3 separate regions of the Homo sapiens genome follow, and regions 2 and 3 are each linked to region 1. Evidence: chromatin contacts called from ENCODE Hi-C data. All regions are on one chromosome and are shown on one strand. The core of a region is the stretch at or near the end of the contact, and the rest is flanking DNA. Distances in the headings are between cores, read along the strand shown. Region 1 holds the start of ASB2 (ankyrin repeat and SOCS box containing 2). Region 2 holds the start of EVL (Enah/Vasp-like). Region 3 overlaps PPP2R5C (protein phosphatase 2 regulatory subunit B'gamma).

The links. Hi-C counts contacts between places; a loop is a spot of excess contacts on that map. Pooled maps may share reads with other maps.
Region 2: a pooled map shows a loop between it and region 1 (13-fold over the local background). The contact joins the promoter of EVL here to the promoter of ASB2 in region 1. A Hi-C loop is called at or near these places in 7 of 37 single-sample maps with no recorded cell type and 10 of 50 pooled maps.
Region 3: a pooled map shows a loop between it and region 1 (10-fold over the local background). The contact joins the enhancer-like site here to the promoter of ASB2 in region 1. A Hi-C loop is called at or near these places in 3 of 37 single-sample maps with no recorded cell type and 3 of 50 pooled maps.

Annotation. Positions count from the first base shown.
Region 1 is chr14:93,974,233-93,977,968 of GRCh38, forward strand. It overlaps ASB2 (ankyrin repeat and SOCS box containing 2), which reads right to left and starts at 2,338. Exons shown (of 10, transcript NM_001202429.2): 1 at 2,202-2,338. It overlaps LOC107984663 (a long non-coding RNA gene), which reads right to left. Exons shown (of 4, transcript XR_001750861.2): 4 at 3,193-3,736. RefSeq lists an enhancer at 819-1,390.
Region 2 is chr14:100,063,943-100,067,341 of GRCh38, forward strand. It overlaps EVL (Enah/Vasp-like), which reads left to right and starts at 1,480. Exons shown (of 14, transcript NM_016337.3): 1 at 1,480-1,569. The coding sequence starts at 1,559. LOC124903379 (a long non-coding RNA gene) reads right to left here and starts at 102. Exons shown (of 2, transcript XR_007064329.1): 1 at 1-102. RefSeq lists enhancers at 954-1,003, 1,354-1,443, 1,494-1,573, 1,624-1,763, 2,144-2,223 and 1 more.
Region 3 is chr14:101,875,144-101,879,058 of GRCh38, forward strand. All of the region lies in intron 4 of PPP2R5C (protein phosphatase 2 regulatory subunit B'gamma), which reads left to right. Among named protein-coding and RNA genes, the nearest start is that of DYNC1H1, 87 kb to the right of the region's middle. RefSeq lists a silencer at 888-957 and enhancers at 1,278-1,347, 3,566-3,715. Within about 2 kb of position 1,593, at least 18 of the 41 ENCODE cell types and tissues checked have a DNase peak (open chromatin) inside an H3K27ac peak, as active enhancers do.

The DNA of each region.
Region 1 (3,736 bases), core at 1,088-3,587:
TTTAAAAAACAGATAGTTTAGGAATTTCAATTTACCTTTATTTCAGCACCACCTCCCCAAAAACATTCCTCCCAACCACAAAGCTCTTAATAACTTCATTTATATTCCTGGGCGTTAATTATTCCAAACAATGGTGCTAAGGAAAGAGAACCACAGACACAAGCCACTCCTGTGACAGCTGGCTCCTGTGGGCAGCCTGATCCTCTGCAGCGCAGAAATGGAAGGACACTGGGCAGGCCCAGAGATATTTTTGTGCCTCCTTTGGGAAGGCTCTTTGGATCTAGCCTGTCCACAATATACGGGCACCTTATGATGCCTTGAGTGTGCCAGAGACATTTCCCCTGGGTGCACGATGGTCCTGTTTACCACTGCCACAGTACCTTGAGAGGCCACAGGACGCTGTGGCTTTGAATGTGGACCTTGCAGACCAAAAGGTCAGATTCCTGACTCCAACACTTGCAGCCGTCCAGCCTTAAGCAAGACTTTTAAGCTCTCATAACCTGTTTCCAGACCTGAAAATGGGAGTAACGATCACCTGTAACTCATGGTAGCCTTGACCGAAGTCAGTGAGAGAAATCTGCACACAAGCTTGGGCCAGTGCTCAACAAAGGCTTGCTGGTATGGCCTGTGTTGTTGTTCACTGTGAGGTCACCGTGCGTGGGTTAGACAGTGTCCCCCACCCCCGCCACCACAAGGCACTCATGACCCGGCCTGTTTGTGCAAGAACAGATGATGCAAACCAGCATGGCACCCAGCGGAGCTGCTGCCAGCTTCTTGGGGACGCTGTGCAGCACATGGGCCTGCCACCAGCTGTCAGGACCCGTCCAACTGTTTTGGAAGTGCCTCGAGCATCTGCCACTGTCTGCCTCATGGTGCTTCTGCCCAGGCAGAGGTCAGGGCTGTGGCGGGGGTGCTGGCCCCAGCTGGCTCTGCCTGCGTCCCTCTGAGCCCCCTCAAGCCCTCGCCTCACGAAACAAGCTTATCTTCAGAAGAGCATTCCTGTCCTGTGCAGGGGCTCAGCTTCTGCCCTGCTTCAGGCCTTCCTCATTTACCTGCCCTCCCTAGGAGTCACCAGCCTCCTTGCCTCCTCATTCCAGTGCATACCCCTGGCTTCCCGAAGAGCCACCGAAGCCAAATCTCACATCCTCCAAGGGGAATGGGCCACTGAAATGAAAATGATTCTCCACCTAGAGGCACCAGAAACCAAGTCATGTTTCTGGGCCTCCACCTCTGGGGCCTGAGATGTGAACACACGGGTGGGAGTGTAGGTGCCTGGCTGTGTCCCTTCATATCCCAGATGCTCAATGCATGTGGCTATGTGCATGCCGTCCTCTGCTCAAAAACTCTCAGAAAGTGTTCCAACTTCTTGCTTGGCCTGGAAGGATGTGCCTCTCCCTCTGGCCTCCCCTTCTAGCCTCACCCCCATTTTTCACATGCAGAACCCTTTGCCAGAGCCACATTTCACTTTCCATCATCACCCCAGGTCCCTTGACTTCCCTGCCTTTGCCCAAGCTGCTCCTCCACCTGGAGGTCTCTGTTTCCACCCTGAGGCATCCCACCCATCCTTTCAAAGGCCATGGCCTCCTTAAATGTGTCATGCATATGCGTGTGCACACACATGCATGGTATTCTTGCATCCCTGCATTCCACAGCTTTGTTGGATCTCACATAAATAACATTCCTCCATTTCCTCTCCTAATCCCCAAACAGTTGAAAGCAGAGCACATGGCACCTTGGCTGCTATGGTCTCCCACAATACCGTGCATGCCTAGGCACTCTGCAACAGCTACATTAAATTAACTCCCACTCATGAAAACCTCTATCTGTGCGCCTGGCCTGAAAGCATTTCTGAAAGTCACTTGTCTGACACAGATACCGCCCAAGACCTACAGACCCAACAATAGCATCATTGATAAGTCCTTTTGCATTTCCATTTTTAGAAGTGCACAGCAGAGTGATATTCTGAGCCAGAGTCCTCCAGAAGAATGGGTAAGTACATGCAAATTGCTGAGTCTCTGTTCATTGCATCCAAAACGAAAGTCACCAGCGTGCTGTATAACTCAAGAAAATACGAGAGAGAGGGAAAAGCAACATCACAGTTTGACTACAAGCGGTTTCCAGTAAGTACTGCAGCCGAAAATCCCCACCAGCCAAAGAATCTTTTGCAAGATCTGTATAAGAAAGTTGAAAGCATGCATTACCTGTTAGGCTCTGAAACAAGGGTACAATTCAGGGGTAATACAAAGGATTTTCTTGAAAGTGTCTTAATTCAGAACATGCTCCCCGAGTTTTCCTTCTGCCCTGGCCCCAAGCTTCTGGCTGCTCTGCCAGGCAGTTCTGAAACGCTGTCCTTTGAAGCAGGGAGTTTATTTTGGGGCCACCGCATGACCAACGTTGACAAGCCAAACTATAAGATGTTATACATCTCAGATTTCCTGTTTGGAGGTTGCACTGAGGAAGCTGCAATCCTGCCTTCCGTTCCTCCGGGTGCATCGAATACAGACTCTCACTTCAGAGAGGATCCCGGAGCTTTGGCCCTCACGTGATGTCATCATTTGTGATCCTTGACATGGAGGCCATATATGGGTATGTTTCTGGAACTACCCAGGGGAGAGCCAGACAGGAGAGAGATGCAGTGGGTCAGAGACAGAGGCAGGGAACGAGGACGAGGAGACGCATAGTTGGGAGACAAAGAGTGAGGAGCAAGGGAGGAGGAAGAAAGGGGAAGAGGAGAAGTAAAGGCAACAAAGGAGGGAAGGCAAGACAGCAGGAAGGAAGAGGATGGAGTGAAAGAGAAGGGAAGAAGGGGAGAGAGGAGATGAAGGAGTTGACGTAAAAGGGCTTTGGAGAAATCAAGGTTTGGTGCTGAGCTTGTGGCAGCATTTGGGGATAGCAGGTGTCTGGCTGCTGGATACTGTGGGGTGGGGCTGGGGATACAAAGGGCCAGGGTACAAATGAGCCAACAAACAAACACAGAGGCATGCGGGCAAGCCCTGGGCAGAGATATACAACAGAAGAGAGCCCTTCCTCCTGGTCTAGGGAAGAACGTCCCATTTCTGGAATAGGTCAAATGTCAAAGACAACACATACACAGCCACATGCACTGAGCATCCGGGATGTGACAGGACATGGCCAGGCACCTACTCTCCCACCCGTGTGTTCACATCTCATGCCTCAGAGTTAGGGGTCCAGAAACATGACTTGGTCTGTTCCTCTAAGGGGAGAATCATTTTTGTTTCAGTGGCCCATTCCCCTTGGAGGATGTGGATTTATGATGGCCACAGCATGATTTCTCACTGATTCAAACTCAGGAAACCTCAGGATGCCTTTACACGCACTTCGAATATTCCACAAGGAAATACATCTCAGTATACAAGGTGCCACGGGGTTGAGTCAAGGTTCTGGAGGTCTGACTGGTGCTAAAGATGGGAAGGACACCAGTGGTCCCCAGGCAGTCCCCCAGCTTCCCTGGTACCTGCCAAATTGCTCATCACCCCAGCTGGGTCAGTCTTCCCAGGCCACTGTGGCTGGGTGGCCCTCAAAGTTAGCTCAAGTTCAGCCCCTTCCAGACCCATGTGCTATGGAGGGAGTGTAGGAGAAGGGCAGAGAAGGGGCTGTCAGATTCTTTTTACTTTTTGGAGACTCTGCTACCCAGTAGGATGTTCCCCGAGAGACGTCTCTGTGGGACGGCTCCCCGAGGCCGGGCTGCTTTCCTGGGCTCCTTGCTGGAGGCAAA
Region 2 (3,399 bases), core at 230-2,729, 6.1 Mb after region 1:
ACACCAAATATTTCAAAATTTAACGAAGCACTTATCAATAATCCATGGATAAAAGAAGAAATCACTAGAGAAAATTAAAAATATTTTGAACCAAAAGAAAAAAGAAAACTGCAATACATCCAAACTGTGGTTTGCAACTAAAACAGTGCTTAAAGGGAAATGTATATCATTAAAAGCCTTTTAAAATGCATTTTTAGCATTCAAAGTGCATTCATCTCTCCAATTAGAACTGATACTTCTTTTGTACTGTACTCTGTACAGCTGTTTTTCACTATATCAATAATATTTTAATGGATCTATTAAATATTTGCTAACATTATCAACCTCTTCTTTTCTAAACCATAAAAGTCCTTTAAGGACAAGTACAGTCGTTCTCAATTTTTTGTCTGTGATTTCTAACACAGTGCATGCTTCTTAGTGAGTTCTCAGTAGATTTTGAAAGAAAGATTGGACTGGATCTTACCTTCATGAGAACCCTGTGGAGATAGGCAAAATAAGTATAACCCCATTTTACAGTTGAGGCCACCCACTTAATAAACAAGTGACAAAGCCAAGTTTCCAGTATTCCTCAAGTGTTTTCCTTTCAGGCTCTAAATTGCTGACTTAAATGTCATCATTAGAGAGAGTTGTCTCCTCGGTAGAAGTACAAATTTTGTTCCAGAGTCAAATATGAAGACTTGATCAGTGGCCTGGCGCGGTGGCTCACGCCTGTAATCTCAGCACTTTGGGAGGCCAAGGCAGGCGGATCACCTGAGGTCGGGAGTTCGTGACCAGCCTGACCAACATGGAGAAACCCCGTCTCTACTAAAAATACAAAATTAGCTGGGCATGGTGGCACATGCCTATAATCCCAGCTACTCAGGAGGCTGAGGCAGGAGAATCGCTTGAACCCAGGAAGCTGTGGTGGCGGTGAGCCAAGATCGTGCCATTGCACTCCAGCCTGGGTGACAGGAGTGTGAAACTCTGTCTCAAAAAAGAAAAAAAGACTTGATCAGCTTATAGCCTTTATCATCTAGTCTTCTATTCTCTGGAGAGTCAGTGGGGACTCTTCCGAGTTCTTGTAGCCTTTTCTTAAGGCCTATAGGAAGTCATCTGTGCTGAGCCTGCACTTTCTATAACAGATGGAAAACTGAAGCTCAGACATCTTAAGTGGCATTGACTTAGACTATAGAGCTAGTTAGTGGGGGGCCAGCACCATGACCTGGCCCCTACCTCCAGCAGGCTTCACCCACCCTTGCACCCTTGCAGGAAGCACTTAGAGGCTTGAGGTTGCCAGCTGTGGGGGGTTGGGCCTGTGCAGTGCCTCTCAGCCGCCCACGCTGGTGGGGCTCTGCAGTGTTAGCTTCTTGTTTCTCTATTTTCTACCTAGGTTTCAGTTTTTCACTTGGGTTTGTTTCCCCTTTGTCTCTGGTTCAGCTTCCTTTTCCTGTTTGGTTTTAAGTAGGCTATAAAAATCAAGTTGCTGTCTTCAGAGGGTCTGTGGTCCTCTGATCAACATAGGCTGGTGGGAGTACAGGACTCGCCTCCTCAGGGTTCCCTGTGCTGCCACTTTTCAGCCATGGCCACAAGGTGAGTATTGGAACCAGTGCAGGGGACAGAGGGATGTCAAGAGGAAACCTAGAATCTTAACGGTGAATGGGCTGTAGAAATTATCTCAGGTCCCCTTAGTATACTGATCGAGAAGTCCATGACCAGAGGGCAGGGGGCTTACATGAGGTTACACAGCAGGTTAGTGACAGTCTGCTCCCTCTCTAGCCGCTGGTCTTTCCATTACACAGGCCTGTGTCTCTTGATGCCTGTGACCTTTAATGGCTTCTGAGTCAAGGACTTACTTAGAAATTAGCACCTGCCTCTCATTATAGGGAGGAGGGTCTGAGCCATCTAGGGGAATTGTTGTTTAGCTCAGAGGTACATTTGGTGAGTCCTGGCCCTTCTCTCTAGAATGACCCGAGACTGGTTGTTTTTTCTAAATATAGGCAGAGAGGGTTCTTTTTATGATAGGAACTTCATGAACTTAATAGCAAGAGTCCTGACCCTCCACTTGAGAGACTTGTGGACTTAGGCTATTGCTGTTGAGCACATGTGTGAATACCAGCCAGTCTACAAACCGCACTCCTCATTGAGATTGTTCTCTCTAAAGGTGAGATTACATTTTGGACCTGCCTCTCCCCTGCCCTACAACTCTGAAAGATTATAGATGATAGGACAGACAGACTTTTATCCTGTGGGGTTTGGGGCATTTGTTTGATTGACTCATGACAGCTTTGTTTTTTAGCATAAAGTAACAATCCCTCACTTTGAAAATTATTTCACAATTTCCAAAGTGCCATTTCGCCAGTTTTCTTATTTGAATCTTTTAGCCGTGTTAGATTGATGAGAACGCTGTCATCACTCCTGTTTCGTAGCTGAGAAAACCTCTGAAAAGTTGTGGGGTTTGTCCAAGGTCACATGGCAGGTTGGGGAAGGAATGGAACCAGGGTTTAACGAGGTTGGCCTCATCCGGTGGTTTTCGCAGCACGCTACACAGGCACAGAAGCAGCTTGCAGTGAGTTGTTAAAATTGACGTGGTGATAGGTAGAACTTGTCCAGGGCTGCTTATTTTCCAGTTGGCTTTATTTCTGATCCTGTCATTTTAGTAACTTTCCTTTAACTTTAGAGGACTCGTGAGTGGAGCTTTAGAAAACAGAATGCTTTTCATTTCAAAGGCATATCAACTTCCAAAGTCATTTTCAGTTGTAAATTACATTGTGAAAACTTCTAGCAGCTTATTCTACCGTGTCAATTACTAATTGCAGAAAATTATATCAAAAGTAAATGAGGCACAGCAATTTCTTTTTCAATTTTAAAATCGTAGAAATCCTAGAAATTTCCATCTTGAAAAGACCTTGGAGGTGATCTACAGTAGATAAGATGTTTTGGGCACCTTATTCTCCACTTCAGCCAAAATAACTCTGCTTTTATGTTTTCTATGTATTCCTTGATAATTCATTGAGAAAAAACAGTCATTGTTGGTGGTGGTGATGACTTTCAAGTCTGAAGATTACACTAATCTAGCCCAGCTCTTGAGTGCGCAGATCAGGAAATTGAGGCCCAGTGTGGAGCAGAATTTGTGTACGGGGAGCGGAGTAGTGGCTGAACCAAAGCAAAAGCCCAGGTTTTCTGGTGCGTCCCTCCCCCGTACAAGGCTGCTTGCACTCTGCCACAGGTCCCTGGCCTGGCACCATAGTGACAGTCCTGGTGGAAGCAGCGTTCGTGGAGCTGCAAGGTCAGCAGCCATAGGAGCTGTGAACTTTTCGTTTTTCCTCATGCTGACTGACACATGGGGATACCGTGGCGCCTGTGGTGGGGATACAAAGGACCTTTTAAATGTGAAAATATATCTTACCAGCTCTAGCTCTG
Region 3 (3,915 bases), core at 343-2,842, 7.9 Mb after region 1:
CTTTTCTTGACTGTCACATCATGGCATCTATTTGGAGGTGAAATCGATTCTTTGAAAGCAGCTCTTGCTGTGGAGGAAGCGCGAGGTAGATTTGTGGGAAGAAGGCTCTGCTCTCCCTTACCTCTCTTCACTGCCGAGCACTCATTGTGTGCCAGGGCCAGCAGGAAGATATTAAACCAAGGACTTCCCGGCCACCCAGTCATACTTGAGATAAATATTCCAAAGAAAATGTACAGCATCATAGAAGAGCTTAAAATTAGGGGCCCAATTAGGACTGTAATTATTTTGCAGCTGAGACGTAAAGGTTTAATGAGACATTTTTCACAGTTTCCAGGTAATTAATTGGTGTTGCAGTTAATAAGGTGACTGATGCGTGCTTTTCCCAGGATCCATTTACTCTCAGCAAGTGTTTGAGGACCTCCTAGGTGCCAGGCACAGTGGTAGGTGCTGGGATTGCTGTGCATTTATGTTCTCTAGATGATAGCTGAGTTCTGGTGCCATGAAAGCAGATTCAAACTCACTTTACAAATGGGGAAAGGGGTAGTATCTCCCTTTAAGACTGCTACTACGATTTTTACTATTCTACCTAAATTTTAGGTTAAGTTCATTGAGTTCATCAAAAATTCAGTTTAAGATTGTGTCTGCTTTATACATTGCTCTGCGAAGTTCCATCTTTGTAATATGATCTCATTCCACATCAAAGGTTCCTCCGTTTTTTCGGGCATTCTTCAGTGCCTTTTATTAGAGTTTTCTGCTTTCTCCATCAAGGCCTTGTAACTAGGTCAGTAATTCCCAGGCACTTTGTAGTTTTTGTGTCTGGGTAGCTGGAGTCTTCGTCTCTGTTTCTTTTTTGTATTTGCTTAATTGTTAGTGGAAAGGTGGTTGCTGTTGGTTTCATATTTTTGATATTTGCATGTGGTAGTCTAGTTGTGATGGTCTGTCTGTTGCTTCTGTTTTCCAGCTATATCATTTGCAAACAAATGACAATTTTGTACTTAAATATATATATATTGCGAAGGGGCTTAACACTTTCTGCCCTTCCCAGAAATGTATCTCTTAGCAATATGACTCGTAGAACCTAACAGTTCCATCACAGGAGGAAGTGTTCTGCAGTAACTGTAATTTGGCCTTTGATGGATTCATCTGTTATAAATCCTGTTGACATGAATAAAACAGAGAATAAATAACAGAATAACCCTTGTGGTTTTGAACAGAGAACTGTAAATAATCAAACCTTTCTTTCCTGTTGCCTCTAAAGTTAGACTGTCAGCGGTTTTTTTTTTTAATGTATCCCTTCATGTCTTAAAATTTTTATATGTTACACTGCTGCAGTTATGTTACGGCATAAATATTCACTCATTGGTAATGAATGATAACACATACAGAAAGGCTGCATGATATTGCTGAATTGTAAGAATTTTCCGTAAAGTTGCTTCTTGGGCCATTCTAGTTTACATCTAATTTAATAAATTTAGCAATTTGGAGAACATCTGCAGGACTGATGTAAGTACTGAAAGTGGAAGTGTCAGGGAGGCAGCAGAAGCAGGTGCTTCCTGATATTAACCAGAGACGGTCCTGGCACAGATGGGGCCGTGTGAATCACATGCAGACATACGTATGCACTCACGTGCGTGCCATTATTTTCATGTGGAGGTCAAACAGTCAGAAACGTTTGGGAAGTGCTGTGTAATGCTAACTGTTCGTGCATAATGTTTTCCCATTTAGTAAGTGCTGTTGCATGTGTTTTCTGTGATTCTCACCACAGCCCAATGCAAAAAATAAAAAAAGGATTTACGCTTTTTTTTTTTTTTTTTTTTTTTTTTGAGATGGAGTCTCACTCTATTGCCCAGGCTGGAGTGCAGTGGTGCAATCTCGGTTCACTGCAACTTCCACCTCCCAGATTCAAGTGATTCTCCTGCCTCAGCCTCCCGAGTAGCTGGGATTACAGGCACCCACCACCACACCCAGCTAAGTTTTGTATTTTTAGTGGAGATGGGGTTTCACCATGTTGGCTAGGCTGCTCTTGAACTCTTGACCTCAAGTGATCCACCCGCCTCGGCCTCCCAAAGTGCTGGGATTACAGGCATGAGTCACCGCGCCTGGCCTTTACCCTTTCCAATGGAGGAGAAAATTGAGGCTCAGGCAGGCTGTTTGGTCTGAGGTCCTTCTTCTAGGTGGGAAGAGGGTGTAGAGAGACTGTTTCCATGAGGCTGTGCTGCCTTTGTTGGGCAGCGTGATTCTGCGTCTGTGCCTCTGGGTGTGCGCTGGATCCGTAGGTCTCATTTGAGAGATCACAGTGACCCTGTGTGCTGCCCAGAAGACCCGGGACTCCTTAGACCTCAGAGCTTCTTTGGTGTTCACTGCATAACGTTGATGTCTTCTCTGTTTCCTCAGACCGGATCCATGCATCCAGGTAGCATGGCAGTGACATTTGCACACAGACATCAGCACCCCAGGTTTCTGTACCTGGGGCTCCTGCCCCTGATTCGCCCCTGCAGCTTTTGTGTTAAGAAATGTTGCTAGGTCAGAAACCCAAGAAGAATTTGAGGTGATAGACCGTTGGCCCTCTGTTCCTTCCCCCCGCCCCAGTATTACTTTTTACTTAACCTTTTCTAGAGATATGCACTAAATTAATGCAATGTAATGTGGTAAGAAAGGTGTGTAGAAGTTAGGAGTGCAAGTTTTTTTCCTTACACATGAGAAATGACTTTCAATCAATCAGAATTGGCCTGGAATGAACCTTCCCGGACCTAGGTCGGTCATCAGTCAAGGACGCTGTATCAGTCTGCTCAGGCTGCCGTAAGAAAATACCACAGGCTGGTGGCTTAAACCACAGAAATGTGTCTTCTCTCCATTCTAGAGGCTGGAAAGTCTAAACTCAAGGGTGTAGCAGGGTTTGTTCCCTGCTGAGGGCCTTTTCTGGCTTGCAGACGGCCACTGTGCCCTCCCATGGCCTTTGCTCCGAGCAAGTGCAGAGAAGGCGAGTGTGAGCCTTCTACCATCCCTCCTTACAAAGACACTAATCCTGGAGGGCCAAGGCCCCACTTATGACTTCATTCACCCTTCATTATTTTCTCTGAGGACCCATCTCCAAATCCAGCCACACCAGGGTTTAGGTCTTTAACATGAATGTGAGGAAGGGAGGCCACAAGCATTGAGTCCATGACAGACACTGAAAAGAGGACATTGTGTTCAGAGCAAGCCATCTGAGTCACCTTGCAGGCCCTCAGCTCAGCATCAAGGATTCAGTGAGTGTGCAGGTGTTTGAGACGGGGCCTAGCTGCTGGGCTGACTGTCACTGTGCGGGAGAGCTTCAACTGGAAACCCTAATCACTAGCTTTCCTGCTAGTAGAAACCACCAGTTTACTTAGGAATCTCAGCTGACTGGGTGCCTCAGTCAGGGCTGTGCAGAGAAACAGCAGGAGAGACAGAGATTGAGATCTCAAGGACTTGCCTTCTGCAGTGGGTGAGTCCAGCGGGCAGGTCTGGACTCCGTGGACAGGCAGCGGGCACGAGACTTGGCCGTGGTGGACACTGCAGGCCGCAGGTGGACTCTCCTCAGAGAAGCTGCAGTTTGGGTCTCACAGGCCTCTCAGCTGACTGGTTGAAGCCCCCACATTCTCAAGAGTGATCGCTACTTGAAGTCCATTGATTATAGGTGTTAACCACATCTATAAAATGCCTTCACAGGAACACCCACAGCAGTGTTTGGACAGCTGGGCACTGTGGCCTAGCCGGGTTGACACATACGGCCAGCTGGCACAGTCGGGGACATTTTACTTTTTTTCAGTTATCGCCTTTAACCACGATGGGTGAAATCACACTTTCCTGTGCCTAAATAACATCTTAGGCAAGTTGGTTAACTTCTTAGTCATCCCTGGTCACAGAAATCCAATCTAGGTTAAAGCTTTCATC